3 separate regions of the Mus musculus genome follow, and all the other regions are linked to region 3. The links are chromatin loops, found by intact Hi-C in ENCODE. Cell type or tissue: left cerebral cortex. All regions are shown on one strand. Each heading gives the region's core, and the rest is flanking DNA. Links, peaks and the distances in the headings are about the cores only. Region 1 holds the start of Gm52707 (a long non-coding RNA gene). Region 2 holds the start of Dlgap3 (DLG associated protein 3). Region 3 holds the start of Gja4 (gap junction protein, alpha 4).

Region 1 (10,809 bases), core at 1,041-9,040, 84 kb before region 3:
CCTGTCCTGTGCACTTTTAGCTGGGGATGATATCTGAGGGCCATGCTTCACCGAGCACAGTAGCTTCTCAGCTCCCTCAGCCTACCTTGGGATATATGGGTTGAGATGGTTTCCTGAGGAGGGGGGCTTAGACCCACAAAGCCTAGTGTATTTGGTGTTTCTGTCCTAGATAGTGTGGAGTCCGATGAGTGGAATCCTTTCAGGACTTCCCAGAGGTCAGATGAAGGCGTCAGACCAGTGGAGCCCAAGAGCATAGTGTGTTGAATGGGGAATGACCTTCCAGAGGCAACTTCAAGGAGGAAAACTTTACTTTGGGTTGGAGTTTCAGAGAGTGCAGGCTGTCACTGGGGGCAGGCATGATGACAGGAGTCTGTGGCTTGTTCCTTTATTGCAGATCAGGGAGCGGAGAGCCCAGGCCTGTATCAGAAATAGAACAGATAGTCCTCAAGGCCCACGGTGCAGTAGCCCATTTCTGCCACTTAGGTCCCAGGTCTCAAAACTTCCACCACCTCCCAAACATTGTCCACAGTTGGGGACCAATTGTTCGTACACAAGAGCCTGTGGGGTTGTTTAGGACTCAAAACTCTTATAGCAGGAGCCAGCCAGTGGTGGCACACACCTTTAATCCCAGCACTAGGGAGGCAGAAGCAGGTGGATCTTTGAGGCCAGCCTGGTCTACAGAGTGAATTCCAGGACAGCCAGAGCTACACAGAGAAACTTTGTCTCAAAAAAAAAAAAAAAAAAAAAAAACAAAAACAAACAAACAAAAACCCAAACCAGGGCTGGAGAGATGGCTCAGTGGTTAAGAGCACTGACTGCTCTTCCAGAGGCCTTGAGTTCAATTTCCAGCAACCACATGGTGGCTCACAACCATCTGTAATGGGATCTGATGCCCTCTTCTGGTGTGTCTGAAGATAGCTACAGTGTACTTACATATATAAAATAAATAAATAAATCTTAAAAAGCAAAACCAAACAAAACCAAACAACCATCAAAACAACCAAAACTTACAGCAGGGAAACACGTTGAGATGGTACCTCTTCAGAAATGTAGTTGTTGGGAAAACATATCGTGACCCCCAGTGTTGGCAAACGCTGGTGCTTAGAAGGAACTAGAGGGCCAACTGGAGTTCAAAAGCACAAGTATTCCTAGGGAACCAAGAGAGTATAGCCAGCCATACCTGGCTGTTATCAGAAAGAGAGACTAATCAAAATAGTGGGGTTGTTCTAAATGCAGGAGGACTGCTGAGGGGCTGCAGAGCTGACGAGTGATCTTGAGGGCAGTCAGGGGCTTGAGCAGAGAATGTCAGGAAGCCAGAATGAAAAAGGCCATCTCAGGCAGGGGAACTCAGAGAAGTCGGTGGTCAGGATGTAATCTATTTTAGGGGGGTCAAAGGAGAAAGCAGAGAGGAGGCTGAAGATGTGGTGCATCCAGAGTCAGGTCAGGGCTAACACCAAGTTTGAGCTTTCCCCTGCTGGTAGTGGGGAGGCATGGGGAAGGGTTTTGAGCAAGGGGATGACCCAAAAGAGCTTACCCTTAGGAATACTGGTCTGGGCAGGGATTGCTCAGCTCCAGATTTTTAACATACACAAGATATTTAGACAGGAAATACATTGGCAAGGATTGTCCTATTCCTACGGGACATTAAACCACATTCCTATGGTTTTATATGTGTGTATATGGTATTTGTCATGTATATGTATTTATATATAGTACATTTAAAATCGGACTATTTGTTCTTTGTCCTGGCTGTCCTGGAACTCACAGATACCTGCCTGCATCTGCCTCCTGAGTTGCTGGGGTTAAAGGTGTACACCACCACTGGGGGCTACTTGACTGTATTTTACATGCAACTTCATACATATTAGATGGCCTGCATGGAAAACTTCCCTAAGGCACAGTGACAAAGCCAGCATTAGAACTCAGGTGTGCTCCCTGGTCCCGGGTACCTCCTTCCCTTTTGCTGTCCTGAATGAAAGCAGAGGTATCTGATAGGAGGTAGCCCTGGGCCAGTAGTGAACATGAACGGTGCCCAGGGCAGATACCAAGGTGAAGGGCATATGGGAAGCAACGGAAATATGGGTTTTTTTCCTCTCTCTGGGTGGGGGTGGGGACATAGGGCTCGTTGGAGACTGCACACGAGCGAGCGCATCTCTCTTTCCTGAGTCCTGCAGCATCCTTCTGGGTCTGGTTTCTATGGCAACAGGCTCCCAGCAGGCAGCCTGCCAGCTGGAAGGAAGCAGGCAGGCAGGCTTGGAGAGAAGGCCTGGGCCACAGGAGGAAGGTTGAAGTTGTAGGGGTTGGGGGGAGGCTGGGAGAGTCTCCTGGGAAACTGGACAGGCCCCTGGAGATGTCCCATAGGACCCTGGTCTGTTTTGACCATGAGGAGGTGGAGGTAGACAAAGACCCATGGACCTTTTCTTTGAGGTTCTCTAATTCCCAGACTATTTCAACTTCTGTTCCCCTTTGCCCTCCCTACCCGCCACCTAACTCCCACTCCTTAAAGTCTTGTCTGCCCCCCACCTTCTGTTTCACAGGGGCTCATTGACTTCCTTGCAGAAAAAGAGCCCCTACTCTGAACTCAGAGTGGGTAAAAATGAACAAGGCCAATTGACTTTCTGTTTTGCATAGGATTTGCATATAATTAACTTAAAGACAAGAAACGTTCAGGCCCCGGTGCCATCCCTGCCAACAACTTAATTCAGCTCCACTGCCTCTGGCAGACTGTCTGGCCAGGCTCTGGGCTGAGCCATTGGGGTCCCCAGGGGTGAAGTCTCCTCCAGCGCTGTACGCCCCCACCATTCCAAGCTGCTCCCAGGCGGCTTCTTGGAGCTGGTGCAGCCCTGGGCCACATCCTGGCTCTGCCACTCTGAAGCTGGGTGACCTGGGACCCTCTTTGAGCTCCATGTACTCATTATTCTGCAGGTCCAGGAAATACCGTACAGCCAGGGCAAACCAGCCTAGACAGTGTTTCTAGAATACTCTATTGTAAGCTGGGTGTGGTGAGTCAACACTTATAATACCAGTACTCGGGAAGTTGAGGCGGGAGGATCACTGTGTGGGATCCATTGTGAGTTCCAGGTCAACCTGGGGGAACACAGGGAGACCTTGTCTCAAACCAGCAAAATTCCAAACAAAAGAAATAACAAAATGTTTCTGAATGCCTTGGTCAAAAGCTACCAACACCAGGGCCCCAAAGCTGGGGTCTGTAGGTCAGTGTCTGCGCTGCTTGGAGTATTCCAGCATCTCTTCTGGTCATAGGTACAGGCAGTTAAATATTTTGACTGCTACTGGCTGTTTAGTGTCAGTGCAAAAAGTAGGTATAGTGGGTACCTACCAGCTCCAAGGATTTAATTGGTTTCCTGTGTATGGATTGGTGGCCACTGATTTGTAGGTTCCTCATCACAACAGCCTTCCTTCCATTTTTGGGGGAGGGCTTGGAGTTTGGATTGAGGGTGGTGACCTGGGGTGACTGGAGCAGGAGCAGAAATGATAGGCATCTCCCTCCACAGGCGGGCGAGGTTCAAGCGCTCCAACAGCGTGACAGCCGGTGTGCAGGCAGACCTGGAGCTGGAGGGCCTGGCCGGCCTGGCCACTGTGGCCACAGAAGACAAGGCCCTGCAGTTCGGACGCTCCTTCCAGAGGCACGCCTCTGAGCCCCAGCCCGGCCCTCGGGCCCCCACCTACTCAGTCTTCCGCACGGTCCACACACAGGGCCAGTGGGCCTACCGCGAGGGCTACCCACTGCCGTATGAGCCGCCGGCCACCGATGGGTCGCCTGGCCCTACCCCTGTCCCAGCCCCCGGTCCCGGGTCCGGCCGCCGTGATTCCTGGATGGAGCGGGGTTCACGTAGCCTCCCCGACTCAGGCCGCACGTCCCCCTGCCCACGGGATGGCGAGTGGTTCATCAAGATGCTGCGGGCAGAGGTGGAGAAACTGGAACACTGGTGCCAGCAGATGGAGCGTGAGGCGGAGGACTATGAGCTGCCCGAGGAGAGTGAGTCCGCTGCCATCCACACAGGGGAGAGGGGCGCTGGCATCCTGTGCTGGATAGCGTGGGCAGGCGCAGGGTATCATGATGGTAGCCCTGGCTGCAATGCACCAGCAGGTCCCTCCCATTCATGCTTGGTCCTTCAGTGCTAGAACTTGAAGTTCTTACTGGGAACAGGACATCTTTAGAGGCCAAGGCTAGGACTTAGGAGGATCATGACCAGGCCAAAAGCTAGATTTTCTAGTAGGCAGCTACCAGTCTAAGTCACTAACTCCATGGGGAACAATCTGTTCAAATCTGAGCAAGTGTAGCAATCCAGTCTAAGCTTGACAGTGAGGCTGGGACCACACGACAGACATTCTGATTTGAGCTGTTAAGATGGGACTCTCCCAGGGGATGCTGGGATTCCTCAGCGAGTGAGGAATTCAGAGGAGGCAGTTCAAGCAAGAACGAGTCTGAGGAAGAAATGGGAGGGTTGGCATGGAAGATAGCCCTGTCACAAACAGTATACCCCTTCCCTATGAGTCCACTCTGAAGGGAGCCATAGGCTTCCCACAGAATCCCTAACCAGAGATGAATCAAAATTTTTAACAAACCAAGGAGGCATGTACTGATTAGTGACAGAATACGGCCAGTGACTGACCATTGAGCTGATGTTCTGGCCAGGGCTGGAGGGCTAGACAGGGAACACAGGTGGGAGGCCTTCCTCCTACAGAAGGATCGGCACTTGGTAAATGCAGGCTGTGTAATGGAAGGAGCTTCACTGAGGATGAAAGTTCTCGAGGTGGCTGGATAGGAGCTGTTGTAGGCAAGTTTGAGTATAGGATGGGAAGGGGGCTGGAGGAGATGAGCCAGTACACTAGTCAGGAAGTGAGCATCTCAACTTCCTGGGGAGTTAGGAAAGAGAGATCTCACCCCCGCCCCCAGCCCCTTGAGCCTCCTTCTGTTCTTTAGTCTTAGAGAAGATTCGCAGTGCCGTGGGCAGTACGCAACTTCTCCTGTCTCAGAAGGTCCAGCAGTTCTTCAGGCTGTGTCAGCAAAGCTTGGTGAGTGTCTGTGAGGAGAGAGTGAGGTGTGTGGATCTGACAGGTGACCCAGCGTGACTGAGAGATAGGACCAGGTCTGTGGACTTGGAAGGGTGGCTTATGTGTGGCCCAAAGAACCCAAAAAAAGTCAGATGTGACTTGTTGGAGTACAGAGCCTCAAGGTTGGGCCCGTTGTGCCCAGGCTGGAGAGACCCTGGCTTTTCCTTGTCCCTGTTGCCCATTCCTCAACCCATTTCCCTAGACTGAGCATAGCGTTCCCTGAGCCTGCCTGGGGTCAGACCTCCCTGACTGGCTGCCCCCCCCCCTGTGTGTCCCACCACGGCAGGACCCCACTGCGTTCCCTGTGCCCACCTTCCAGGACCTGGCCGGTTTCTGGGACCTCCTGCAGCTCTCCATTGAGGATGTGACCCTCAAGTTCCTGGAACTACAACAACTCAAGGCCAACAGCTGGAAACTCCTGGAGCCGAAGGTGTGCTTGTGGGACCCGTCAGACCAGGAAGCCACACTCTGTAATGTCCTTCTCAGAAAGGGGTGTGTGGGTGTGGAGAAGTCACAGGGAAACAGACGCACGGGCAGCAGGAACAGCTTTAGATAAAACAGCCATGCTCCCTGGCCATTGCCCTGTGCTTGATCCAGCTGTTCACACTGCTGCACACTGGCCACCTCTGACCAGCTGCAATGTGGGGAGTAGAGCTAGATTTTCTAGGCGATGTTCAGCCTTCTACTGGCTAGACTTATGTCTGAGATGAGTGTCGCAGGTGAGACTAGGCCAGCCCCTGGAGCCCTTGACAATGCTCCCCACAACCCCTCAGCCGGCATGTAGGTGCTAGCTGAAAACGGCTTCACCAGGGGGCGCTCGAGCCCGTTATTCTTTGGAGACCGGTACAGGGGTTTTGACCAGCTTTGACCTCGTGCGCCTGCAAGCCTCCAGTCCCAGCGATGTGGCCAATTCTAGACGCTGTCCCATTGGGAGACTCACGAAATCCATCCCATGGGGAACTTGCACGGGGGGGAGGGCGGGGGACGGGGCGCAAGTAGGGATGCTGCGGTGCTCCCCGCGGCTCGGCTCAGCTCTGCGCTCTCCCGACAGGAGGAGAAGAAGGTCCCTCCGCCGATACCAAAGAAGCCCTCGCGGGGGCGGGGCGTGCCGGTGAAGGAGCGCTCCCTGGACTCGGTGGACCGGCAGCGGCAGGAAGCGCGCAAGCGGCTCCTGGCGGCCAAGCGCGCCGCCTCGTTCCGCCACAGTTCGGCTACCGAGAGCGCGGACAGCATCGAGATCTACATCCCCGAGGCCCAGACCAGGCTGTGACCCGCCCGGGCCGCCCAGTCCGACCCGGGCCCGCGGTTTTCTACCCGTACTGTACACCCAGCGTCGAGGTCACTGTGAACGCGGGCAGCTCCGTGCGCCCGCCCTGCCGGCACCGCACGCCCCGGCTTCTGCCCGCCGCGCTTTCGTGGGTTTTTTACCTTCCTGATCCCACGCAAAGGCGCCCGGGCTAGGCTGGGGGTCGTGCCTCTCCGCCCTGCGCCCCTCACTTGGAACTCCCATCTTCCTGGTCCGACGCTTTGACCCCCTCACCTTTTTCCCCCCATGGGCACCATCTCTGCCATTATTTTACCCCTCCACGGGCCAGGCCGGGCCGGGTCCCCCATCTGGGCTCTGCGTCCCCCCCACACCCCGCGGGGCTGGGCTTCGTGGGGATCAAGCTTCGTGGCTTTTTATGAAGAATCCCGAACCCCGCCTAGGAGCCCGCCCCACCTTCCCAGGGCTCCACCCTCAGCCCTCTGCCCACAGGGCCCAGGGACCACAGTGGCTGGACCAATCCAGGACCAGGGCGCCTGGGCCTCTCCCCTTTCCCACATCTGGGGAGGGGAGACAGGGGCTTTCCCTCACCACACCTGTGGCTGTTCCCACATCCCTTTGAGTATCCCAGGAAAAATAAAACCGCAGAACTGCACCGGAGCCAAATCTCTCCAGAAGAGGCCACCTGGGGGAGCCGGGGTGTCTAATAAGATGGGGGTGTGGGAAAGGAAGACAAAGGGCCAGGAGCTTGAGCATTCTTGGTTCGGGACCTCAGGGGTTGTCTAAGCCCTTTGGGAGAAGAGTTAGCTGAGAGAAAGGGGATCCCGGTCATCCCAATAAGGACTTGTGCCTTCTGAGAGGGGTCCTGCTGGTGTGTAAAGGAGAGGGAAGGGACCCATTCGCCCCTCATTCAAACCAGGTCCCTTTGCCTCCCAGCCTTGTCCCACGTTCAGTGCTCGGCCCACGGCACGTGTACAAATGAGCATAGATGGGGTGGGAGGGTGGGTGGGGCCCTGGTTATTGTTAGAAATCACCGAATGCGCATTCGCTTTCCAAAGAGGACAGGCAAGTGCTCTTCCTTGCTCCAGCCTAATCCAGTCAGCAGCTGCAAACTCCAGATTCGCACTGCCATTTTCTCTGATGCTTCCTGTGGGTGGACACTTCGCAGGAGTTATAAAGGACACAACTTCACTGAGAAACTTAAAGGAGGCACTCCTAGGTTTTTGAATGCCTCCTGAGGGTCTGCCAAGGGACCAGTGCCTCAGAGAGAAAGGGCTTATGAAGCTCAAGGAGGCGTAAGTGGGCTCTCCAGAGTCACAAAGCTAGAAGTAGTGGGCCCAGTCAGGTCCGAGGCCAATTCATGACGTCTTTTTAGATCTGTGATGTTTCCAATTTAGAAGGAGTTTGACAACAGCCCCCTCCCCCTCCCCCCCAAAAGCCCTTTTTATAGTCCCTTCCGGTTGATGTCTTACCCTGAGGCAAGAGGAGAACAGCCTTGGTATTGGCTGATGTTTGGGGCCACACTGGACCAGACAATTCTTACTTATTTGTTCAGCAAATGTTAGTCTCTGGCAGGCACCACGGAGGTATCTTATTAAAATTGTGTGTGTGTGTGTGTGTGTGTGTGCGCGTGCGCGCACGCCAGCGGTCAATAGTGTGTGTCTTTGGTCATTCTCCAGCTTGGTTTTTGAGGTTCAGGCTTACAGTTTGTCTTTTCTGCTCTAATAGCTGCCACCAACCCCCAGGCGTCCTTCTATCTTTGCCTCCTCAGTACAGAGATTACAGGCATCCACTTCCGTGCCATGTTTCTAATGTGTGGCTTCTGGGGATCCACATTTGGGTCCGCATTTTTATAATCACTTTACCTACTATCCTTACCCACTTTACCCAGCTCTTAGTTTCTGTTTTTGTTTTGTTTTTGTTTTGTTTTTTGAGATAGGGTTTGTGTAGCCGTGACTGTCCTGGAACTTGCTCTGTAGACCACTCTGACCTCAAAATGATAGAGACCCTCCTGTCTCTGACTCATGAGTCCTGAGATTAAAGGCATGCCCCCTTTTACATTTTAATTTTATGTGCATGGATGTTTGCCTGTATACATGTCTGTGTGTGACATGTGTTACCTCGGAATTCAGAAGAAAGCTTAGGTCCTCTGGAAGAAGACTTTGGACGGTTGGAGCTGCATGTGGCTACTGTTGTGAGCTGCCAGGTGGGGCCTGGGGATTGAACCTGGGGCTTCTGGAAGAGAGGCCCATGCTCTTAACTGCTGAGCCATCTCTCCAGCCCCCTCCAATGGGCTTTAAACAACACTGCAGGTGATTCTGACCCCCAACCAAGTGTGGGAACATTTGGACGTTGTCTATCTTCTTTAAAAAAATTTTTATTTATTTTATTTACATGAGTACACTGTAGCTGTCTTCAGACACTCCAGAAGAGAGACATCAGATCCCATTATAGATGATTGTGAGCCACCATGTGATTGCTGGGATTTGAACTCAGGACCTCTGTAAGAGTAGTCAGTGCTCTTAACCACTGAGCCATCTCTCCAGCCCCACTGTCTGTTTTCTACTGGGTTTCCAGATGGGGCCTGGGTAACACTACTCCTCTTGAGACTGCTTTTTGTTTGTTCGGTTTTTTTAAAGTCCTGAAAATTGTAAGTTTTGAGTGATCAGAACAATTCTGTGTAGCAGATTTTGTGACTTTCCAATGAGGAGACAAACTTGGAGAGCTTAAACTCCTTATTCCTAATCCTGAAGCTAGGGCGACTCAGCCTGCATTATCCTCAGGCCACATTCCAGTGTTCAGAGGGGTCTGTGTCCCTGCTCAGAAACAGGGCTAGGTTTCCTGAAATCATGCAGTGATGTAAGTAGGCTCAAGCATGCCAGTGCCAGTAGGTCTGGTCGTCCTGCTCTGAGCGTATGCTTACAATGTCCCCAGGAGCCATCAGAGTGGCACACACCCTAGTCCCAGCACTTGGGAGGAAGAAGTAAGGAGGTCTCTGAGTTTGAGGCTAGCCTGGTCTACTTAGCAAGCTCCAGGACAGACAGAGCTACATAGAGAGATTTTTGTCTCAAAACTATCAAAATAAAATGTCCTCAGGATTGAGAATCTGGGGTGGTCTCTTGGTATTGGTCTTGTGACCTAGGAGAGATAGTCCTTGGGTACAAGTGGCTCTCCGCCTGATAGTAACCAGGCACAGGAGCAGAAAGCTGTAGCTTGAAGAGGGACCTGGTCTCAGAGGAGCTGAGCTCGTGCCATATACAGCTATAACAGAACGCTGATTCTAGGTCCTTCATAATGAACAGAGTTCTGGAGCTGGGAGGTCTTAATTCTAGATGGCAAATGCTGGGTGTGATGTCACATGTCTGTAATCTCAGCATGTGGGAAGTGGAGGCAGGAGGATCAGAAGTTTGAGGTCCTTTGTAGTTACATAGCGAATTTGAAGTTATTCTGGTATATATGAGATTCTTTCTTAAAGACAGGGTTTCATGATGTAGAGCAGGCTAGCCTTGAACTCACATTGATTCTACCCACCCCTGCCTCCCAAGTGGTAGGATTAAAGGCATGTAAGACACCATGTTCAGTGAGACTGTCTTTTGTTTTTCTTTTTCGAGACAGGGTTTCTCTGTGTAGCCCTGGCTGTCCTGGAACTCACTTTGTAGACCAGGCTGGCCTTGAACTCAGAAATCCTCCTGCCTCTGCTTCCCAAGTGCTGGGATTAAAGGCATGCATCACCACAGCGCCCCTCCAGTGAGACTGTCTTAAACAAAGCAAAACAACAAGAGCAAAAATAAATAAATAAATAAATAAATAAACCCAAACCAAATGCATGTAGCGGGGCACAATAGTGTGTACCTGTAACCCTGCCTACTTGGGAGTCTGGACAGGGGGAGCATTTGAGCCTCTTTCAGAGGCAGCCTAGCTAACATATCAAGATCCCATCTCCACAGTAAATAACTGGTAGTGCTAGTGAGTTGGTTCAGTGGTTCAGGCCACTTGTTCTTGCAGAGGATTGAGATTGGATTCCCAGCACCCACATGGCAGCTCATGGCTGTCTGTAAATCCTACTCCAGGGGCTCTGTTACCTTCTCTGGCCTCCCTGGGGACCAGGCATGCACGTGATGCACATACAGCCATGTAGGCAAAATACTCATACACACAAAATAATAAATCTTCAAAAAAGCACTAACCACCAATAAAATGACAGCAATAACAACAACTAGTTGTGGTGAGGCCTGGTTGTAATCCCAGCACTTTGGAGGCTGAGGCAAGAAGATTGCAACGAGTTCAAGGCCAGTGTAGACCACACAGCAAGACTGATTCAAAAGGGGTCCGAAGAGATGGCTCATCTGTTAATAGCACTGGCTATTCCCAGCACCTACATGATGGCTTATAACTGTCTGTAACTCCAGGTCCAGGGGATCCAATGACCTCTTCTGACCTCCATGGACACTAGGGATGCATGTGGTGCA
Region 2 (10,809 bases), core at 1,854-9,853, 150 kb before region 3:
CTTCACTCTCTCATGCTTCAAGAAATCATGAAAACTGATTAAATTTCATCTTTTCAGCAAATATCCCTGAATTGATTATTTATTGCTTTACTGCTGAAGTATAATGCACCAACTCCATGAATGAAGTTAATAAGCCCTTAGTATTGCTTGTGAGTCTCGATTTTGCTCCCTGTTTCTTCCTACTTACCTGGGCTTACTGACTTGCCACAGTATCGTGGGTCCCCCCCCCCCGCCCCCCGCCCCGCTATGTATCTCCAGGGCCCCCAACGGGGCACCCATATTCAGAGGTCAATTGGTTCTAGGCTGATCTATCATGGTTTTGGCTGGGATGGCTAATGGTGCTTTAAGTAAGAAATACTTTCCATAGGTTCATGTATTTGAATACTTGAGTTGCCATTGGTGGTGCTGCTGGGGGAAGTCTAGGGGACAGAGCCTCCTTGGAGGGGGCACATCACTGTGGGAGGGCTTAGAGAGTTTATAGCCTTGCCTCGATTCCAGGTCCGTCTCTGCTTCATGTTGACAGCTGAAGGTATGATCTCTTGGCTTCTTGCTCCAGACACCCGCTGCTGTGTCTTCCATAGACTCCCTCTCGAGCTGCAGTCCAACACAAACCCTTTCTTCTGTAAGTTACTTTAGGTCATGGTGTTTTATCACAGCAACAGGAGAGTAACTGATACAGGTGGGACGGCCCGGCTCTCTGTCATCTTGCCCATCATTCTCCAGTGTGCTAGCTCGGGTTTCCAGAGGCTGGAGGTCAAGAGAAAGAGTGGACTTCCCATTGCAGTCTGCCAAAGCTTGTTAAAAGTCACAGATCCACACAGGTGGAAGGGAAAGCACAGCTCGTCTCTTGGTTAGACAGTTGCAAAGTCACATGGCAAGAAAAAAAAAGCTATTCAGAGACAGTCGAAGAATTCATCACTCTCTTTTATCAACTTAAAGGTATTTTATTGAGAGAGATAGATGGAAGAAGAATGGTTTGTGGGTGGAACTTGCAGTGCTAGGGTCAACACATCCCAGAAGCTCAGTTGTCCTGTTTCTCTGTTAGTTCTTCTCGGGCTACTTTCCATTTAAAAGAGTCTGGAGGCCAAAAGTCTACCAAACCACAGCTCTTAAGGTCAACCAAAACATCAAATGAAAAATATGCCCTATTTCTTGGGCACCTCTGGAAGACGGACACGTCCTTGGCATTGCTCCTCTCTGCTCCCCGCACTGCATCTCTTTCTCCAAGGATTCATTTTTCAAGCGTTTCCTTCTCTTCCGGTTAAGATCACTGCAGGGCCCACAGTATATTTCAGGAAGGTGTGAAGTGCTCATTTTCATGGGAAGGGCTGAAGCTACCAAAGAAGAGCACGGCCCATGGGCCAGCTACTGTATAGCAAGAACAGGCTGGTCCACAGAAGGCAGATGCTTGGACACCTTCCATGTAATCCAGCTCGGCCAGCCTCAAATGATACCCTTTTTGCAACAGTTCTACCTAGACCTCAGTGCTAAAGTTGGCTTCATGCTCTGTTCTTTTTTGGTTCTGCTTTCATTTATATTTGGGACTTAGTTTTCTCACTAGCACATTGATATATTTAAGAATATTTTTTAAAAAGCTTATCTTACATTTTACTTTATATATGTATGTATATATATATTATTTTTTGTAAGACATGGTCTCATGTATCCCAGGATGGCTTCAAATTCACTAAATAGTAAAGAATGACCTTGAACCTCTAATCTTCTTGTCTCTACTCCCCAGGTTTGGGGATTACAGATGGGTACCTCTGTGCCTAGTTTGTTTGTTTTTTGGTTTTTCAAGACAGGGTTTCTCTGTATAGCCTTGGCTGTCCTGGAACTCACTTTGTAGACCAGGCTAGCCTCGAACTCAGAAATCCGCCTGCCTCTGCCTCCGGAGTGTTGGGATTAAAGGCGTGTGCCACCACGCCCAGCACCGTGCCTAGTTTTATATGGTGCCTGTAAGTATCAAACATGCTAAGCAAGCACTCTACCATCGGAGGCACATTGCCAGCCCTTACCTATCACTTTAAAAGTTCATTTGTTTTTGTTTTTATTTTCTGTGTGTGAGTGTTGCCAGCATATATATATATATAAAATCAGAAGAGAGCATCAGATCCCTTGAAACTGGAGTTGAGAGTCACCATGCGGCTGCTGGGAGCTGAAGCCTGGTCCTCTGCAAGAGCAGCAAATGCTCTTACTAACAATCTCTCCAGCACCCTGCACCGCCCCCAGGATTTATTTTATTATTTATTTTGGCTTTTCAAGACAGGGTTTCTCTGTGCAGCCCTGGCTGTCCTAGAACTCACTCTGTAGACCAGGCTGCCATTGAACTCAGAGGTCCACCTGCCTCTGCTTCCTGAGTGCTGGGATTAAAGGCGTGCGCCACCTCTGCCTGGTGCTTTAAGACAGTGTATATAGCAGAATGGCTTTGAAATAAATGACCTCCTTCCTTAGTTTGGAAGGCTTAGAGAACAGACATGTGCCAATATGTCTTGGTTGATTGACAGTTGGGTGACATATCTTTGCACATATGTTTCGACCCAAAACTCTCCCAATCTTTCTGGTTCTGCTAAAGTGCTTTCTTTATGCATTCTTGATTGCCTTTCTTAACCTAGACAGAGCTAACTATTGCATATAGACTTTAAAATTTTATTATTTTATGTGTGAGTGTTTTTGCCTGTATGTATGTCTGTGTACCACACGTGTGCAGTACTCTCAGAAGCCAGAAGGGAGTATCGGATCCTCTGGTACTGTATTTTCAGATGGTTGTGAGCCACTATGTGTGGGTGCTGAGAATTGAACTTGGGTCCTCTGGAAGAGCAGCCAATGCTTTTAACTGTTGAGCCATCTCAGCAACCCCTGCTTCTAGACTTTAAAAATACATTTGTGTCTACCTGTTAGGCATAGAATTTCTTATTTTTCCTTTTTTTTTTTTTTAATGTATGTGAGTACACGGTCACTCTCTTCAAACACCAGAAGAGGGCATCAGATCCCATTACAGATGGTTGTGAGCCACCATGTGGTTGCTGGGAATTGAACTCAAGACCTCTGGAAGAGCAGTCAGTGCCGAGCCATCTCCCCAGCCCAGACATAGAATTTCTAATCTAGGGGTTATACTTTACAGAGTGTTGAAGCCCCATGTTAAAATTTTATTTAAATTTCAAGATGGGCTGGGAAGATAGTTCAATTGGTAAAATGCTTGCTTTACAAACACAAGGTCCTGAGTTTGATGCCCAGAACCCATATTTAAAAAATAAAACAAACAAACAAAAAAACCAAAAAAAAAAAAAAAAAAAAAACCCAAACCCCACAACTAGTCCTGGTACTGAGTACTTGTAATCCCCAGGCTGAGGTGGCAGAAATAACAGGATCTCGGGTTCACTGGCCAGCCAATCAAACTTGCTTGTTGAGCTCCAGGACAGTGAGAGACACATCCCCTCAAAGAAAGTGGATAGTGTCTAAAGAAGAACACCAGAGACAGTCCTATGCTGTTATACACATGTGCACACATGTGCACGAGCCCCTCCCCCCCACATACATGTTCTCTCACACACAATCGATAGACAGTGGTGATGGGACAGTGCGAGAGAATGAGGTCCTTCTCTGTGTGTGAATAATGGCAGAGGTCAGATTTCCAGGGAGTTGGTCTAGAGAGCCTTTATTAGTGGCTTAAATAACTATTGTCCTTATTAATTACTGGATTGGTGTTCTCTATCTGAGGTAAACCTGTTTGATTAATTAGTAGGTTCCAGGACGGGAACTCCATCGTGTTCTTTCTGATTTTGTTTGAAAAAAATCTAAACTTTAATAATTTATTTAGTGTGTATGGGGGCACGGGCTGCGATGCTTGCACTTGTGTGGAGGTCAGAGCAACTTGGGAGAATTAGTTATTGTCTCCTTCTACTGTGTGGGCTTGGGGGATGTAACGCAGTCATCAGGTTTGTCACCAGGCATCCTTACCTGCTGAGCCACCTCACCAGCCCTTAGGTTCTCAATGTGAAAACATAGCTCTTTGGTAATGGCAAAGAAGAAAAAGCTGTATACTAAATGTCCGTGTTCATTGTAAAATGCCTTCCGGTTTACAGAATACGTCTTAGAACTGACAGAGCATGGCGGTACCTTTTAGCATTCTACATGATGACTGTTCTTATGCTCCATGGGAAATGAGACATTTCTCTCAGTTCTACAAAGTGTTCCTGAACCAACTTTCTATCTTACTTTCTCTGACATCTGCTCTTGGCTGAATAAATGCTGGTCTGGGAATTGTCTGCAGCCTCACTACATGATTGAAGGGACGATTGAAGTGGTCTCGTGGGCGGTAAGATAGTTGGCTAGTCTGTTCATCTCACTAGACTGCTTGGTTTCCCGCGGGGGAAGGGTCCTCTAGGTCCCTTTTTGTCATTTATGTAATGTGGCACCTTAAAAGGTCCCTCTAGGGAATGGGTGTGGGCTTGGCTCCAGGTTCTAGCTCCTTAGGACCCACGAATTCTACTTACCGTGCCTCAGTTTGCCCGGTTACTCAAGGAGGAGAGACAGTGACACCAAAGAAATACAGAGAAATAGGAGTCATTGTTGGGGACCCTGACTCAGAACATCTCCCAAGGTCTGTCCCTAGGGTGGTGGACTGTCTCAAGGCTCCAAAGCCCACACCTCACCACCTTAAGTTTTCAATACCAGACAAGGTAGAGGATGTAGCTCGCCTTCTACCACAACTTGGAGCGCCCGCGTGCCCTCAACACCCGCCGGGAAAGTCAGAATTCAGAACCGGCCCCTCCCCCATCTCCTCAGCCCCTCCTCCTGCGGCTTCCCCACGCGGCCCCCTCCCCCCCATTACAGCATTGCTCTGGGCGCCAAGACGGATTCCAGCCAGGGACTGCTGCAGTCAGCTCTCAGCGCTTCTGCAGCTTGTGTCCTGGCTCTGCAGCTTCGCGCTGTGCTTCGGACAGTCCCCTTTCCCCCCTCTACCCCACCCCCGCCATGGCACAGCCCCTGGCTCGGGGCCCAGAGGTGGGCGGGCACAGTGGGCACGGGTGGGGCCCCCAGCTAAGACGGCAGGTATAGCGGGGTTATCCCTGCACACTGGGGATTGCCTCCGCTGGCGGACTGTGGGTGAGGGACGCCTGTCAAAGACTCGGAGGCCAGGCACAGCGCCCCGCCCTGGCAGGGGTGGGGCAGAAGGGACTAGTGCGGAGAAGGGGGACTCCTAGAGCCCAGGCCAAGAGCTGGGGTCGGGTTTACAGACCCGGGAAACTAAGGACAGGAGCCTAAGAGGACGTGCCTGCGAGGGGGAGGCTGTGTGTGACATTCAGGGTGTGACTGCCTCGGTGAGGCAGCCGTGTGTCTCCCCCAGCTGCCCGCGCTCTGGGCTTGGGTCCCGGTGCCCAGGTCTGCTGTGCGCGGTCGTGACACCGAATGTGCTGGTTCCTGGGTCTTCGGTACACACCGACCCGGGGGACCACATTCGCACCCCCGAGCTGGGCCTCCCCGGCGCTGTCGCTCAGAGACGCGGGCGCTCCTCCGGGACCGCGGCGGCTGCCCGCCGGCTGCGACCTCGGTCCTCGCGGGGCCGCTGCGGGGGCGGGGAGCGCGGGCCCCCTCCCTGTCGCGGGCTCCTGGCTCGGCCGCCCTGCGCGGGGGCGGGGGCGGGGGCGGAGCGCGCGGGCGGGATCCCCCCGCCTCCCCGTCCTGGTCCCCGGGAAATCCAGCCTCCGTGGCTTGGCCGCCTCCGGCTCCCGCGCCCGCGGCCGCTCAGCACTCGCTCGGGGCTCCGCAGCTGGCGCGGCCCCTCCGCCGGGGGCTCCGCAGTGTCGGGTCCGGGAGCCCGCACTCGCTCCCGCAGCCGCAGCGCCCCCGGCCCGGGCCGCCGGCACCATGTAACCCCGGCTGGAGCCCGACCGGGCCAGGTAAGCAACCGGGAGGGGTGGGGATCGGGCCGCGCTTGCCGCGCCCTCTGCAGCGCCCCCCAGGCTCAGCCCCGCTGCAGCCCCGGCGCCGCCCACGCCCGGGGCTCCAGCGGCCTGGACTCCGGCCCCGAGATGGGGGGGAGGGGCTGGGCCTCTGCGGCCGCCCCCGGCCTCACCCTGGGCCTGGAGGCCGGCGTGACTGACCCCGGGGACGGGTTGGGGACCACGCGCTCCGCAGACGCGCTGTCCCGGCTGGGGCCGCGGGAGGCCAGCCAGCGCCCGCCCAGCCCTTGCCCGGCTGGAATGGAAGCTTGGGTCTGGGAGGGAGTAGCCTGCTGGCTGTGGGGGGAAGTCGTGGTGTTGGGGAGATCCGGAAAGAAGTTTCCTCTGCAGGTGTGTGAGCGTGCATGTGATGAGGGTGTCACCGTGTGGGTCTGTGGGTGAGTGAGTGTAATGCAGTGAGCGTTCAGGGTGTTAACCGTCCATGAGTCTGTCGACATATGTGTGGTTGAGTGTGTGCTGGCACTGTGTGGCTGTGTATGTAGGTGTCTGAGTGTGTGTGTATGAATGGACGTGCGTGTGCATGTGCATGTGCGACTATCTCTGTGAATGGGTCTGGGTATGTGTACTGTGTGACTGTGTGGGAATACATCCAAGCAGGGTTCACCCACACCTGGGTTTTGCCCCGCCCCCATTCTTGGTGGGACTTAGCACGGGAAGATCCTACTTTTCCCGAGGTCAGACCGCCCCCTCCCTCCAGAGTCTCCTTATCCTGGACACAGACAAGAGCACTCTGCACCTTCATCTACTTCCTGGGGCACCCTCTGCGAAGTCACTGGTATCTTTCCCTCATGCTGAGTCCCTGCTGGTGGTGAGCCTAAGGCTGTATACCTGTGTGTGGGGATACTTTTTTGGGGGAGGGTGAAGAGTACTAGGAGCTTGTGTTATTTCAATGATGCTTGGCCAAAGGCCCTTTAGAATGAGGAGGCCAGGAGGAAGATCTACCTTGTTAGTCATTGGAGCAGGTGGCTTTTTCCCAGAGTTCCAAGTCCCAAATCTCCAAGTTCTGGGTCGTTGGTTTAGCTCACGGTTCAGGTGGGTCTGTACTTAGTTCCTTGAAGTAGTAATAGAAGAATGTATCTGTATCAGTCTAGGACTTTTGAAAAATTGTTCCTCTCATTTCTTCTTGTTTCTCTAACTGCCTTGGAAGCAAGCTGAGATGCTGTCAGGTTAAGCCATATGAAATTGACAGTATTGAGCAGTTGTTTGTTGTTGTTGTTGTTGTGTTTTTTAACCTGCAAAAACAGCCATTCCACACAGCTCAATCTATTATGATGCCAATTTGCAGAAGAGGATGTTGAGGCTTGGGAAATGCATTGCATCTCTCACAATCACACATTGCCAGACAGTGGTAGAGAAACATTCTCACCCAGGTCTTCCATTGACCCAAGAAACCCAGCTAGGCCACAATTAGAGAGTAGGACTTTCTAGTGTGTTTTCCCTGACACTGGATCACTGCCCTCCACTTCTGTCCACTATCCCCTGAGTGCGTGTGTGGGGTCTACTTCTGTACCCAGCTGTCAGTGCCTAAAAGAGAGAGATGAGGGAGAAGAGAGGAGGGAGGGGAGGGAGAGCTTCGTGAGTTGGCAGTGAATCAGGGTCTAAAAAGAGAGCTGGGAGGGCTAGGGTGGCAGGTGTTTCTAAAAGGAACGTGAATACAGGATGAACAGCCTCAAATGCAGCCCCCGCACTCCCCCCACTGCCCCACTGATCTGGCAGGCAGTGCCCACTGCATTTTGTGCCAGGGGGCTCACATCCAAGGAATGAGCTTGCAGGAAGCTATAGAATGACAGGCAGAGGAAGAACCTTTACAGTCGACTTGATCCAACCTCTTAATTACAAATTGGGGAATCTGAAAGAGAGGAGACCTACTCAAGGTCACCCGATGGACCTGTGGATTCCTAGACTAGTGTCCCCACAGGTAATTTCCTAACCTTCACATTCCATCCCCAAACTCCCCAACCCCCTCAGAGCCGAATGTGCAGGCGGGTAGGGGAAATGAAGACTCAATATGTCTAAGGCTGTCAATCTGTCAGCCTGGGACTCTGCTCTGAATAAAGGAGGTTACAGGTATTTCTGGGGATGGGGATACCTGGCAGACCCACCACAGAGGAAGGTCATGGCCTTGGCTTAGTTCTAGCTGGCTACCAGCGCTGCTCTAGGCCCAACTTCAGACTTCCTTCTTTCTTGATGCCTGCTTTTAGCAGCTGCCTGGCGTTTAGCATCTGCATCTCTTGCAGCTGATGTTGGTGCTTTTCTCCCCCCTCCCCCACAGTTTCCCATGCATTTTTGCCTCTCACTGGGCTGGCAATTTTCCCCCCCTTATTGGGCTTCTGCTGGGTAGAAAAACTTCTGAGTCTTGTCTGATTGAAAAGGGTGTGTAGCTGCCTGAACCCTTTCTGGCCCAGTCTTCCAGGAGTTTAGAGCAAATGGTAAACATAATTGGCCTCATTTTTACTGGAGAGGAAACTGCTGTTGAATGAGGGGCTTTCTGTTTGGTTTCAGGTGACTGAAATTGAGGTGTGTGTGTGTGTGTGTGTGTGTGTGTCTGTGTGTGTGTCTGTGTGTGTGTGTGTGTGTCTGTGTGTGTGTGTGTGTCTGTGTGTGTGTGTGTGTCTGTGTGTGTCTGTGTGTGTCTGTGTGTGTGTGTGTGTTGGGAGAGAGTATAATCATGAAGCTTATTGAGACAAGCTATAGAGACTTTCCCAGTGTCTTCCTACCCCCATGGTCAAGAAGCCTTCTCAGACTTTGATTTTACTCCCACTTGGGGGAGTCAAAGCTTCGTTTCTCAGTGGGGGGTTGGAAGAGCAGCTGTGTACCCTCCACTCCGCAAGCATCATGTCTCAATTCCCTCTTTATCTACCCCCCTTCAGTCTGAAGGCTGCTGGCTCAGCGGGCCTCCTGCCGTCTGGGGAGTCTGGGTTTGAGCTGGGGTGAGGCGGTGGCACCATCGTTATGGTAACAAGCTGCCAGCTCATCGTTGCTAATAACTTGTTGGGCCCCTGGGCTCAGTGCAGCATCCTTTCCCATTAGCCCTTCTTCCCATGTTACAGACAGAAAAAGTGAGGCTTAGGAAGGAGGGGCCTGGGAAGAAGAGAGTCTGAGAAGGCTGGATGGCCTTTCCCCTGGGTTTCTTTGCTAGGGAGCCATGGGCAAAGAGGTAAGGTGGCTTGGGAGCTGAGTTACAAATGTGGTCGCACAGGTTTGATTTCTTGGGTGGTTAATGTGTGACTAGCTTCATGCTTTCATAAACTTGTGCATGCTAGCTGACATGTTCATGTGCACATATACCGCAGCCCACAGGCAAACACACTCCAGGCATCCGAGCACACTTGTGTATGAATACTGCCTCTCCCATCTGCACATAAGGCACCCAAGAAATCTGGGTTTGTGGGGGTGTCCAGGTATGTGGGTGGGGATCTGATCTTTTTCTGATGCAGCTTCAAAGTATCTTGTTAACAAAGGGACAGAATGGGCCCAGGGTTCTTCTTCCTTCCAGTCCAGAGCTCAGTATGGGAGTGGGCTGGGGGTGGTGATACAGGGAATCCAAGCTCTCAGCTTTCCAAGTCTTCTGCCTCCGTGCCCTTTGAGCTCAGGTAGCCCCTGCCCCCCTCCCCCTGCTCTCTGTTCTTTCTCATCCTCTCCTCTTCCTGTGTGTAAATATTAAAAAGCTGAGCCTGCAGGGCTGATGTAGACATGGGGAGAGAATGAAATTAAAAAGGATTCCCTCGCCCCCATCCCAACACCCCCGCCCTGCAGTCCCCCGCTCCTGTTTCTTCCCCTCTCTTTTCCCCTCACTCAGTAGTTCCACATGCCTCTCCTCCCCCCAGTCCAGATGGGAGCTGGCTCCTTCAGAAAGGGGGTTCAGGACAGGGTGTGGGGAGCTACCTCTTCCTTCCTCCTCCCAGCACATCTGCCTACAGGGCTGAGAGCCCCCACGTGAGTATTTATTTTATTTTGGGGTGGTGGTTAAGAAGGAGAATGCTTTTTTGAACCAGCTGTGAGTGGTATTGAGAGGCTCAAGACTGAAAGGAGGTGGGTGGGGTCCTCTCTCTAGCTTCTCCCGGTCTGGATTTCTTCTCTCTTTTGAGACCTTCAGGGAAGGGAGGGATGTGAGGTGTGACAGGGGACTGGAGCAAAGGTGGGAGTTTTATGGTCAGAGCGGTTTCCTTGGGTAAAGCTTCTTTCTTGCTGTCTGCGCTTTGGAACCCCCCCGCCCCCCCTGCAGGGTGGCTGTGGGAACTGTCCCCAGTGCTGAATGAGCCTCAGCAGAGAAGCGCTCCTTTGGAGCTGTCCCGGGTACTGAAAGGGTTTTGAGCCGTTGACGGAAAGGTGCCTGGGCAGTAGTACTGAGGGTTCACTAGAAAAATTCTCCCAAGTGACCCACTTTCCAAGGGCAGAGTCCCTGGATAGAATTATAAATTCTGAGGTCATTCTTATGAATTCAGGCCTCACAGTTGTTAGTGGCATTTGGTAAAAGGACTTTCTTTTCCCTGTTTGAGTTCGCCTTCCTCTTGCCAAAACCTGTTAGTGTGGGGCTAGGAAGGGGCAATGCAATCGTGGCCGTGAGCTTTATTCTTCTGAGATCATACTAGTACAACAAACTTATGGACCCTGGGTGAGAACATAAGTTTCCCTTTGGGTCCCAGAAGTTCAGACTCAAGACATTCCGAGTTTGAGTCTGACAGGGTAGACTATAGTGGATGGTGCTCAAGAAAATTGATTGGCCACTTGGTGCCAACCTGCTAAACCATAACTTTAGATTTGAGAAGAGGAACCCTAAAATATTCTGAAAGTCTGCTGTGCTCTGCCCATCCCCAGCCCTGGCTCAATGCATCATTTGGGA
Region 3 (10,809 bases), core at 1,014-9,013:
CTGCGGGAATCCTGCAGGACCGCGCCTCCCGCAGGACGCCTTAAATAGCGCGCAGCTGCGGGTTTAGGGCAGGAAACGCCAGCCAGAGGGCTCTGGGGAGCAGGGAGGCGGGGCCTGGGAGGGACAGACTCCCAGGACCCGCCCAGATTGTGCTTCTTTGGTTGCGAGAGATGGAAGCTGTCTTGTTTCTCTGCTCTGACGCCCTCCGGTATCCCAGACTGCACTCCCCCCCCAGGTCCAGTGCCCTCCCTAGGTCCGCAGCAGGATGTGAAGGCGATTTTTTTTTTAAGCGAGAGGAGCTGGCAGATCTGGCACCTGGTCCGGAGGCTGTAAGGAGTGGGTGGGGTAAGAAGGGAGACTCATCCGTGTGCCCAGCTTCTGAGGCCACTGGACCCACATTGGAGAGGGGTGAGAATTCTCCCTTTCTAGAATCTGGTTGATCTAGGGGTCTCTACTTCACCAATCCTGGGCAGGCTATACCATCAAAAGTCACTTAGGAACGCTCTAGGGTCCTTTGATCTGAGAGTGGAAGTGGAGGGAAGCTCCTGTCCTTTAGCTGGGTTCCAGTCGATGCCTCTAAAAGAGAGGAAAGATCTTCCTGGGGAATTTGGAAGCAGGCAGAGCCCTGCTTCACTGTGAACGAAGAGTGTGGGATTAAGAATCCGCCTGCAGCTGGGAAAGCCACAATAAGCCTGCCAGGCCTGGTTTCCTACCCTCCTTACTAGATGCAGAAATTGAGCAGGGTAAGCCCCGTGGGTAACAGTAAAAGTGTAAAGGTGGGATCCAGGGCATCACGGGGTGTGGTTAGGGGTTGAGAAAGCCAGGCGGTGCAGAACAGCATCACTACCTTGGAGCCACCAGGTTTGGTTTCTTGTGCTAACGCCCAGAAGAGGCTGGGGGACCCAACCATGAGGCTTGTCAGAGCAACGAGGGTCAATCTTACCCTCCTCTGCCCTGACCCTACCGAATAGTGATGGAAGGATACCTGCTTCGGAGGGCCTGCCAAAGCCCCCAGTGTGCTGTATTGGTTCTAAAGGTTTGAGCGAGGACCTGAAGTCACTGAGATGTAAACCCTGAGCTTGGGAGGCTGAAGGAGGCAGAGCAAGAGTTTCAGGCCAACCTGGGATACATGGTGGGAACCTGTCTAAGCAAACAACCAACTCCACAAAACACAAATACACAGGCATGGTGGTACAGGCAGCCTGTAATCCTAGTTCTGTGGAAAGATGAGGCTGAGGAATTAAAATGTCAATGGTATGGGGCTGGGGTGTAAATATTGGTTGAGTGCTTGTTCAGTACTCACAGAGCCTTAGGTTCTAGCTAGCCCTGGTGGCACATAAACCAGGTGGCACATGCCTGGAACCTCACAGGAGGGGGGGGGAGGAGGAGGAGGAAGAGGCAAGAAGGTCAGAAGTTCAAGGCTGTCTTCTCCTTTGTGAGTTTGAGGTCAGCCTGTGGTACATGAGACATTGTCAGGGAGAGGAGAGGCAGGGGAAGAAGAGAAGGAGGAGGGAGGGAAGGAGGGAGGAAGGGAGGAGGGAGAGAGAGAGAGAGAGAGAAAGAGAGCGAGAGAGAGAGAGAGAGAGAGAGAGAGTTCAAGGACAGTCAGCAATTTAGCAAGACTCTTGCCTCAAAATGTTGAAAGAAAGAAATTTGGCGGTGTAGTTGAGCAGTTGAGCCCATGCCAGGCTTGTGCAGGCACAAGGTTTCTGTCTTTGTTGTCCCAAGTATGACCAACCTACCTACCATCCAACCAAGACCATCACAAGGCCTGACAGAAAGGATCTGCACTGTTCCAGGAGAGGGCAGAAAAGCCAAGGGAGGTTGGGGCCTAGGATTGGCAGGGTCTAGGGCAGCTGAGGGTGAGGAAGTGGCTGGGGCCTCCTGGGCCGGGGCAGTCCATGGGTAGGCTCAGACTGCAGACCAGCATGGTTACTGCCTGAGCTCAGGCTAGACAGGCTTTCCCTTCCAGGCCTCTCTTTCTCTGAGGGCCGGAACAGGCAGGGCTGAACGGAGCCTCCTGGGATTCCACTAGGGACAAGTGCGCCGACGTAGTTCTGACCCTTGAAGGCGTGGGAACAGTGTCTGCTCTGGTAGCTTTTCTGCCGAGTTGCCTTTGAGGTTGGGCCTCAAATCCTTTTGAAGGTTTTGCTCCCATCTGGTTCCCAGGGAAGTGGGGGGCAGGGGAGCTCATTGAGGACCTCGGGGTGATGCCAAGGTTGCTCCAACCCCTTCCTGGACTCTGAGATCAGGTGTCACAGATGAAGAAGGGGTAGGGGCCAACCAACACAATATTCAAAAGTCAACTCTTCTGAGGGAAAATGTCCCTGGATCGTCACTCTTCACCCCCACCCCTTTTGTCCTGACCCTGTTCAGCCTGCCACCAACTCAGTGACCCCAGATGGTCTCCTAGCCTCCACTCAGCCTCTACATTTTTGCAGAAACCTGGCTATAAGGTTGCCCTGTTTCAATGCCAGGCCGGCACTCCGTCACCAGCCCCATCCAGTCATTCTCTGTCGTGTCTGTGTGCACCTACCTTTGTGCATGGCTCTGTCTTCTCGGAGCAGCCTCACGTGTGGGAAACTCTCACACGTGGATGCCTCCAGCCCCTCAGGTCTTCGCTGAGATGTCTGTCATCTTCCCCAGAAGTTCCTTTGCTGGCCTCCACTGGGTCAGATATGCCCTGCAATTCCTTGTTTAAAGCTTTTTAGATGTAGTTAATATATGTAATACTATATGATATGTAAATATAGATTTATAACACATATGACTTAATATATAATTATATATATATATGCATTATATATGTATATATGCACACACACACACACAACTCGGTGGCATAGACCAGTAATCCCACCATTCATGAGGACTGCCAGTTATGGGCTAGCTCATACTATACAAGATCTTGTCTCAATCAGAACACAGTTCTTATCTCTGGAGCCAACTATGACCGACCATGCCCTGGGAACACATATTTAAGTTACCCCAAACGTCATGTTTCATCATGGCAACTGTTTTATGAAGGTTTTTGTTTTGTTTTTGTTTTGTTTTGTTTTGTTTTTTGTTTTTGTTTTTAAATAACAGAACAAAGTGTTTTAAGAACTATGGATGGTAGAAGAGCTGAAGAGATGACTCAGTGGAGGTCCTGAGTTCAATTCTCAGGAACCACATGGTGGCGCACAGCCATCCGGAATGGGCAGCTGGATGTGTCTGAAGACAGCTACAATGTACTCATATACATAAAGTAAATATATCTTTAAAAGAAAAGGGCTGGGGAGATGGCTCAGCAGTTAAGAGCACTGAACTGCTCTTCCAGAGGCCCTGAGTTGAATTCCCAACAACCACGTGGTGGCTCACAGCCATCTGAATGAGATCTGATGCCCTCTTCTGGTGTCTGAAGACAGTGACAGTGTACTCACATACATAAAATAAATCTTTTAGAAAAGAAAATAAACTGGTAGAAACATCATATATCTGAGTCTTGGCAAAGCAGGGAAGTCCCTCCTGCTGGCCTCAGATGCGTTCAGGATGCTCTTAGCCTTTGGATTGGTGGAAGCTAGGAGTCTGTGTATTCCAAAGATATTACCTAATTGTCCCAAGGGTGTTAGGTGGAATGCAGAGGTGGGCGATACCTGTCTTTGGGGGTGGTAAAGATAACCTAAGGTAATTTGACTTGAGACCCGCTAACATTTCTGCTCCCTATAATTACAGTTCTAATCAGTCAGCTTGGCAGGACCTTTAACACAGATGCAGTGGGTGTGTAGGAGGGCCTCATTTTACACACACACACACACACACACACACACACCCCTATCAAAACAAAACCTGCCAACTCAACCAAGTTAACTTCAACCTGTATCAAATATATTCACATTGCTATGCAACATATCTCCAGAATGGTTTCTCTGGCCAGGTGGAAGTGGTATCCACTGAATGCCTGCCTGCCTTTCTCTTTGCTTCCCCTGCCCCATTACACTGGAAGCATCTTACGGGCAGGCAAGCAGCGCAAAGCAGGGCACCAGGCCTGTAGATGGAATTACCAATTCAGCATACGCTTACTGGGTGCTTTCTGATGCTGTAACACTGTCCGGACACTGTCGGCAGCCAGAGAACACAAGAGATTCTTAGCCTCCTGGACTTTACTTTCTAGCTGTGAGAAGACAGAAAAGACAACAAAACAAAACACCAAAAATAAAATACAAAAAAAAAAAATGGTTAGTGATTCAAACAAATATGGTGGCGGGGTGGGTGTAGGGAACATGAGGCACAGAGCACACGGAGTATCCAGTTTCAAGTTCCTATAGAAGAGAAATTTGCACCAAACAGTTGCCACAGAGGCTGAGCCTCTAAGGAAGAAGGAAGTCCCATGGCTGCCTAGGCATTCCAGGTGCAGAGAACCTGGGTGTCAAGTTCCTGAGGCAGGGGTGTGCCTTGGTGTCTCCTCCCTGAGGGGCAATGAGGAGGTCGGCGTGACTGAGACAGGTGATTGAAAAGGAGTTGAAGAAGGTGAAAGGCTAGTTGTCGGGTAGGGCGGATACCGTCAGGCCCTGTCAGAGATGACTTTTGATCATTGGGGACAGAGGAACTTGTGGTCTCCCTTTGGGTTTTTGCAGCATGTCCCCCCATCAGGACGTGTTAAAATATAAACTATGCGAGTGACACAGGCAGACGCGTGCAGACTGCATCAGGTGGCAGGCCAGCTGGTAGCAAGTCCAGGTCGGCTTCTGCTGTCACAGCTCATGGCCAGTCCACGACAGGGTGCTCTGCTCCGGGAGGGATCTGGTGTCACCATGGTTCTGCCCCTTCCCATCTGGGAATCCCAACTCCCTAATGTTTGTGTGATTCTCAGTTCCTCTTCAGCCAGCCTCCCAGGGTCAGGAGCAGGAGGTGGGGGGGCGGGGGGTGTCTTACCTAGGCCGGGCTGCTGTCAACAGAATACCTGAGCCTCAATGATTTAAACCAAAATGTTCCTTCCATGAAGGTCTGGAAGCCAGAGACCAGTTGTCATGCGGCATGGCCAGGTTCTTGGGAAAGGACATCTGACTGACATATTCACAGGACAGAAAGATCCTTAAAAAAAAATTCTTCCCTTCCTCCACTCCTCCTCTTCTTCTCTCCCTTCAGCTACTCCGCTCCCTTCTCCCCCCCCCCCCCCCAACAACCTCATGTGGCCATGCTGGTCTCAAACTCCACATATAGCCGAGGATAGCCTTGAACTTCTGATCCTCTAGCTCTTCCTGCTGAATGCTAACATTAAGGGAACGCTGTTACACTCAGCTCTGTGGGTGCTGGAGATTGAGCCCGGGGCTTCGTGCAGGCTAGGCAAGCTCTCTAACCAACTGAGCCGTTTTTCAACTCATCCCACACCCTTTCGTTTTCGTTTGTCTTTTGAGTCTCCTTGTGTGGACCAAACTGTCCTCAAACTGATGATCCTCCTGCCTCAGCCTCTCAAGTGCTGGGAGTTTAGGTGGGTGATACCATACTGGGTTTCTCCTGTCTCTTTTTATAAGGACACTAATCCCATTTGACAGGGGTTTACTCTTGACCCAAACATCTTCCAAAGGTCCACTACCTAATATACCATCACACCGAGGGTAGGATTTTAATATATGGTTTGGAGGTGGGGGGGGGGGGAACAACACAAAATCAGTCCACACACAACACAGTCCTGTGTTCTAGAATGAATGAAGACAAAAAGTTCTCTTGGTTGTCTGGGGCTGTCGGGTGTGGTGCCCACGTGTACTACACTCTGACTTGGAGACTTCTAAGTGGCATCTTCATCCATGGCAGGAATGAAGGATGCCTGCTCTGACCCCTCAAGCCTCCCAGAAGGGAAGAGGTGCACTCCAAAGGGACATGAGTGCCACCTAGTGGTAAGAGTGATGATTGCTGTGAACTTAGTCATGACTGCAGAAAGATACAAACTCCTGGTGGATCCGTGCACTGAATGGATCTCTGTCAAAGGCTCAATGCCCAGGGCTGGGCAAAAATTTAGTAGGCATCTTATCTATTCCATGCCAGGAAACACCATGGTTGATTATCCCGTCCCAAAAGTCATGCCACCACAAACATCCCTTTGCCTGTGCATTACAGGGCAGGCCGTTATGACATTGCTTTGCTTATGCTGCCATTATGACTCTGATCACTTTGCCTTTGTTGATTCAGGGCTGCCACCTGGCCCCTGCTCCTTTCTACTTTGGGGCTCAATTAAACCCACTGCACTTAATTCATGCAACGGTGCAGCAGCGCCTCCAACCCTAAGGTCTGGCACAAGGAAAAGGGCAATAACAGAGCTCTTCAAATGTGTTGGTACACCTATCACCATTTTGCACGCCACAGGATTAGTGAATGGCACATCTTCTGGGCCTTTCCATTGTGGAGAATTAGGTTTTACATAGGGTACCTGCTCTGACGTCATGGTTTCCTTCAACTTCCTTCATCAACACCAAACCAGGGGATATCGGGCATCTTTAACTCCATTTCAGTCGGCCATCTTTTGACAAATGCTTTATCTAACCATTCAAACACCTTCCACATTCAACCTAAAAATCTCCACTCAATGGGCCCATATTAATAAACTCAGCCTGACCCAGTTTTATGTTCCGTTCACCATTAGCCCATGCCCTTAAGATCCATTCCCACACATATTCCTCAGACTTCTGCTTGAATTAATTAGCAAACTCATTAAGCTCCTTAGTAGTACCTCATGAGTAGTACTTCCTTGCGAACCACACTTTCTATCTCTCCGCTACGAGACTGCCTTAAGCTTTGGTCTGGTTATAGATCTAGAGACAACTATTGGTGGGCCCTGGGGGACATCAGTATTGGCTTGCCTGGCATCTCCTTAAGAGAAATTCATGCTGGTTTAGCAGACAATGAAGGGTTAATTTCCTCAGTCAAAGGCAGAAAATATTGCAGGGGATGGGAGCACATCTTCTGCTGAGGATCGAAAGTCCTTGGTCCTCCCACACATCTCCATTCCAAGTTACAGGACCCCACTCTTTACCACTTAGTGCCCTTACTTTAACACCTTCTGGGCCTGGGACATGAATTGTCTTTGCAGTTCAGCCAGTCTCATATTGAAGGCTTTGGCTTGATTTTCTGGAAGATGCTGGAGGGGTTAGGAATGAAGCTTGGTTGTGCTTGCCTAGTGTCGTCGTCACTGTTCTATTGCTGTAACAATAGAACCATACCATGACCAAGGCAACTTATAAAAGAAAGCATTTAGCTGGGGGCTGGCTTATAGTTTCAGTGGCTTAATCCATTATCATCATGGCGGGGAACATGGGGGCAGGGAAGTAGGCATAAGATGGAGTAGTAGCTGAGAACTCACATCTGATCTGAAAGTTGCAGGTGGAGAGATGGGGAGACTGGACCTGGTGGGGGCTTTTGAAAGCTCAAAGCCCAGCTCAGTGACATGCCTCCTCCAGTAAGGCCACACCTCCTCCAACAAGGCCACACCTCCTAATTTTTCCCAAACAGTTCACTAACTGGGAGCCAAACATCCAAATATACGAGCCAATAAGGGCTGTTCTCATTCAAACCATCACACCTACCAGGCACAAAGATCTCCGGTTGATCCTTATCATAAAACTAGGCATAATGGTCCATACCTGTAACTCCCACACTCAGGGGATAGAGGCAGGAGGATCAGGAGTTCAAAGTCCTCCTCAGCAACATAGCAAGTTCAAGGCCAGCCTGGGTGACCTGAAACTCTTTTTAAAAATTATTTCTAGCCAGGCAGTGGTGGCACACGCCTTTAATCCCAGCACTCAGGAGGCAGAGGCAGGCAGATTTCTGAGTTCAAGGCCAGCCTGGTCTACAGAGTGAGTTCCAGGACAGCCAGGGCTATACAGAGAAACCCTGTCTCGAAAAAACAACAACAAAAAATTTCTATTAATTTTTTCATAAATATGTTTGATCATATTCTTTTTCCTCCCCCAATACCTCCCTGATCTCCCCCATCTCTCTATCCACCCAATATCATGTTTTTTCCTCTCTCAAAAAAGGAAAAACAAAAACAAAAGAGAAAATCAAGACAAACTTAAAGCATTAAGACAAAAATACCCAAACCACACCAAGACCATGGAGTTTGGTTTGTATTAGCCAACTACTCCTGGGCATGGGGTCTGACCTGCAGTGTGGTGGATCTATCCAGTGCTACTCCATTGGAGAAAACTAATTTTCCCTTATCTAGCAGGCACCAATCCCTCTATTGAGCCCCTCCCCTTAGGGCTTAGGGATCCTCCGTGCAGCAGAGGAGGAGGAAACCTGGTGGGTGACTGCAAAGGAAAGAGTGTCATGCAGACAAGAGGGCTGGTACACACATGAGCTCGTAGAGACCTTGACAGTACTCACCAGCCCTGCATGTGTTCAAGCCAGACAAAACCCCAGTTCTGAGAAGTGAAACAAGGCCCCACTTCCAGCCAAGAAGCGATTTGAAACTCCTGAATATTTTAATGAATTAATGAATTGATTTTAAAAACGTATTCACTTTACATCCTGCTCACTGTCCCCCTCCTGGTCACTCCCTCCCACAGTCCTTCCACCACACTCTCTCCCCTTCTCTGAGTGGGTGCCTCCTGTTCGTATCCCCCCACCCTGACACTTCAAGTCTCTGAGAGGTTAGGTACTTCCTCTCCCACTGAGGGCAGACAAGGCAGCCCAGCTAGAAGAACATATCCCACAGACAGGCAGTGGCTTTTGGAATAGACCCTGCTCTAGTTGTTGGGACCCACATGAAGACTAAGCTGCATATCTGCTACACACACACACACACACACACACACACACACACACACACACACAGCTAAACAGAGAATTCTCAACAAAGGAATCTTGAATGACCGAGAAGTGCTTGAAGAAATGTTCAACATCATGAGTCATCAGGGGAGTGCAGATCAAAACGATTCTGAGGTCCCATCTTAGACCCATCAGAAGGACTAGGATAAAAAACTCAAGCGATAGCACATGCTGGCAAGGATGTGGAGCAAGTGGGAACACTCCTCCATTGCTGGTGGGAGTGCAAACTTGTCCATCCACTTTAGAAATACATTTAGCAGTTTCTCAGAAAACTGGGAATAGTTCTACCTCAAGACCACTCCTGGGCATATATCCAAAAGATGTTCTACCATCCCACAAAGGCATTGGCTCAACTATGTTCACAGCAGCTTTATTCATAATAGCCAGACACTGGAAACAACCTAGATGTCCCTCAACTGAAGGATGGGTAAAGAAAATGTGGTATATATACACAATGGAATACTATACAGCTAAGAAAAACAAAGTCATCATGGATTTTGAAGGCTAAAGAATGGATCTTGGGTATATCATTCTGAGCGAGGTAACCCACTCCCCCAAAGGACATGCACGCTGTATATTCACGAATAGGTACATTTTAGCCATAAAATGCAGGATGCCCATGTTATTCTCCACAAACCCAAGAGGCTGGACAGGAAGGCGGGCCCAGGCAAGGATGCTTGAGCCTCACTTGGAAGGGGAAATGGGATGTGGGGTTTTATTTTGTTTTGTTTTGGTAGTGGTGTGTGGCTGGAGAGGTAGCTCAGTGGTTAAGAGCCCTTGCCGAGGGGGAGCTGTCCCCTTCTTCTGGACTCCTTGGGCACCTGCACTCATACACACAAACATACCCCCCACAGACAAATATACACACACACATGATCTAAAAAAAATTAAAGGAAAAAAAGATAGACAATTCTGAAATATGTAGCAGCAAACAGGTAGCGATCACCCCTCCCTGGGACCTTTGTAACCACCCAGCCCAAGCAGAGAGCTACCTGGGTAGAGCCCCACCACCAGAGACTCTCCCAGACACGGTCACACCTAGGTATTTCCTGGCTCCAACATCACTGTGCTAATGTTTTACATGCTGTGTCTCCTTTGATCTCTGTAGCAGTTCCTTCCAGAAGGAGCTGTTCTGAGTGTTGAGCTGGGTCCTTCTGCCCTTCAGAGGTTCTCCCCACCCCACCCTACCCCACCCCGCTCTGTGCCCAGGGAGACTCATTGTCACCCACAGCCTCAGCAGGCCCCCTTGTGTTCTGCCTTCTGGTTGGGTTGGGTCAGCGAGAGGTGGGGATTATTGGCTCCTATGGTAAAATGCATCCTCTCCCCCCTGCCCATTATCCCGCTGGCACTGGTCCCCACCTTCCACCCCTGAGACTGCACCAATCCTCGGGTGCTCTAGGAGTTATTTCTATTGCCCCACAGTGGAGGGTGTGATCTCTTACAGGGGAAGGAGCATGAGGAAGCTTGGTCACTCCAGCCAGGAAGCCCAGAGCTGGTTGCATATTGGTACCTTCACCCTTTCTATTCAGCCCAGGACCGAAATCTCTGGAACGGTGCTGCCCACATTTAGCTCGCATCTCCTCACATTAGCCCAATATAGACAGTCTCTCACAGGCACAGCCCTGAGCCCGTTAAACCCGGTTGACTTACCCACCCCTTAACGGCCACAGAGAGCAAAGGTGAACCACAGCCTGTTGTGTTTTTGAGGTGCCCTGACTTCTCTTTGCCCTCATTGGCTGGCAGCCCACTGCCTCTCGCCGTTGGTTTTAATGGTCACTGCATGTTCCCGAGGGTTGGTCTATGCTTGCACAGGGCTCAGTTTCACATTTGGGGCTGGCTTGGGATGCTGTTTCCCTTAAACAACAGGTCGTGGGCACACTTGGGGTGGGGCTGTGAGCAGAGTTGTAAGGCAGTCTGTGTTTCTGACTCCCCTAGACTAGCTAGCACCTTGAGTTTAGGTTCCACGTGGGCAGGCCAAGACTCTCTTCCAGCTGGTGTGAATAA

Evidence for each region. Peaks named below come from ENCODE experiments on the same cell type or tissue, not always from the same donor. Only the 100,000 strongest peaks of a DNase experiment are listed, where the experiment ranks them.
Region 1: it touches region 3 in a loop (3-fold over the local background); 16 of 42 quality-filtered maps call a loop at or near these places.
Region 2: a loop joins it to region 3, with 2.0 times the contacts of the local background. A loop is called at or near these places in 3 of 42 quality-filtered maps.

What each region holds. Positions count from the first base shown.
Region 1 is chr4:127,230,023-127,240,831 of GRCm38, forward strand. Dlgap3 (DLG associated protein 3) reads left to right here. Exons shown (of 12, transcript NM_198618.5): 9 at 3,513-3,997; 10 at 4,946-5,037; 11 at 5,363-5,506; 12 at 6,128-7,000. The coding sequence ends at 6,346. It overlaps Gm52707 (a long non-coding RNA gene), which reads right to left and starts at 3,540. Exons shown (of 3, transcript XR_003955281.1): 1 at 3,338-3,540; 2 at 1,012-1,375; 3 at 1-417. In left cerebral cortex, for the core only: CTCF peaks have their summits at 5,889 (motif pointing right) and 6,178; DNase peaks (open chromatin) are centred at 2,213, 2,652, 3,924, 4,862 and 3 more places; H3K4me3 peaks cover 1,017 bases; H3K27ac peaks cover 5,638 bases.
Region 2 is chr4:127,163,463-127,174,271 of GRCm38, forward strand. Dlgap3 (DLG associated protein 3) reads left to right here and starts at 5,742. Exons shown (of 12, transcript NM_198618.5): 1 at 5,742-5,903. In left cerebral cortex, for the core only: CTCF peaks have their summits at 5,145 and 5,973; DNase peaks (open chromatin) are centred at 4,304, 4,906, 5,109, 5,707 and 7 more places; H3K4me3 peaks cover 5,380 bases; H3K27ac peaks cover 5,448 bases.
Region 3 is chr4:127,313,975-127,324,783 of GRCm38, forward strand. It overlaps Gja4 (gap junction protein, alpha 4), which reads right to left and starts at 65. Exons shown (of 2, transcript NM_008120.3): 1 at 1-65. In left cerebral cortex, for the core only: CTCF peaks have their summits at 3,384 (motif pointing left) and 5,887 (motif pointing left); DNase peaks (open chromatin) are centred at 3,355 and 5,873; H3K27ac peaks cover 88 bases.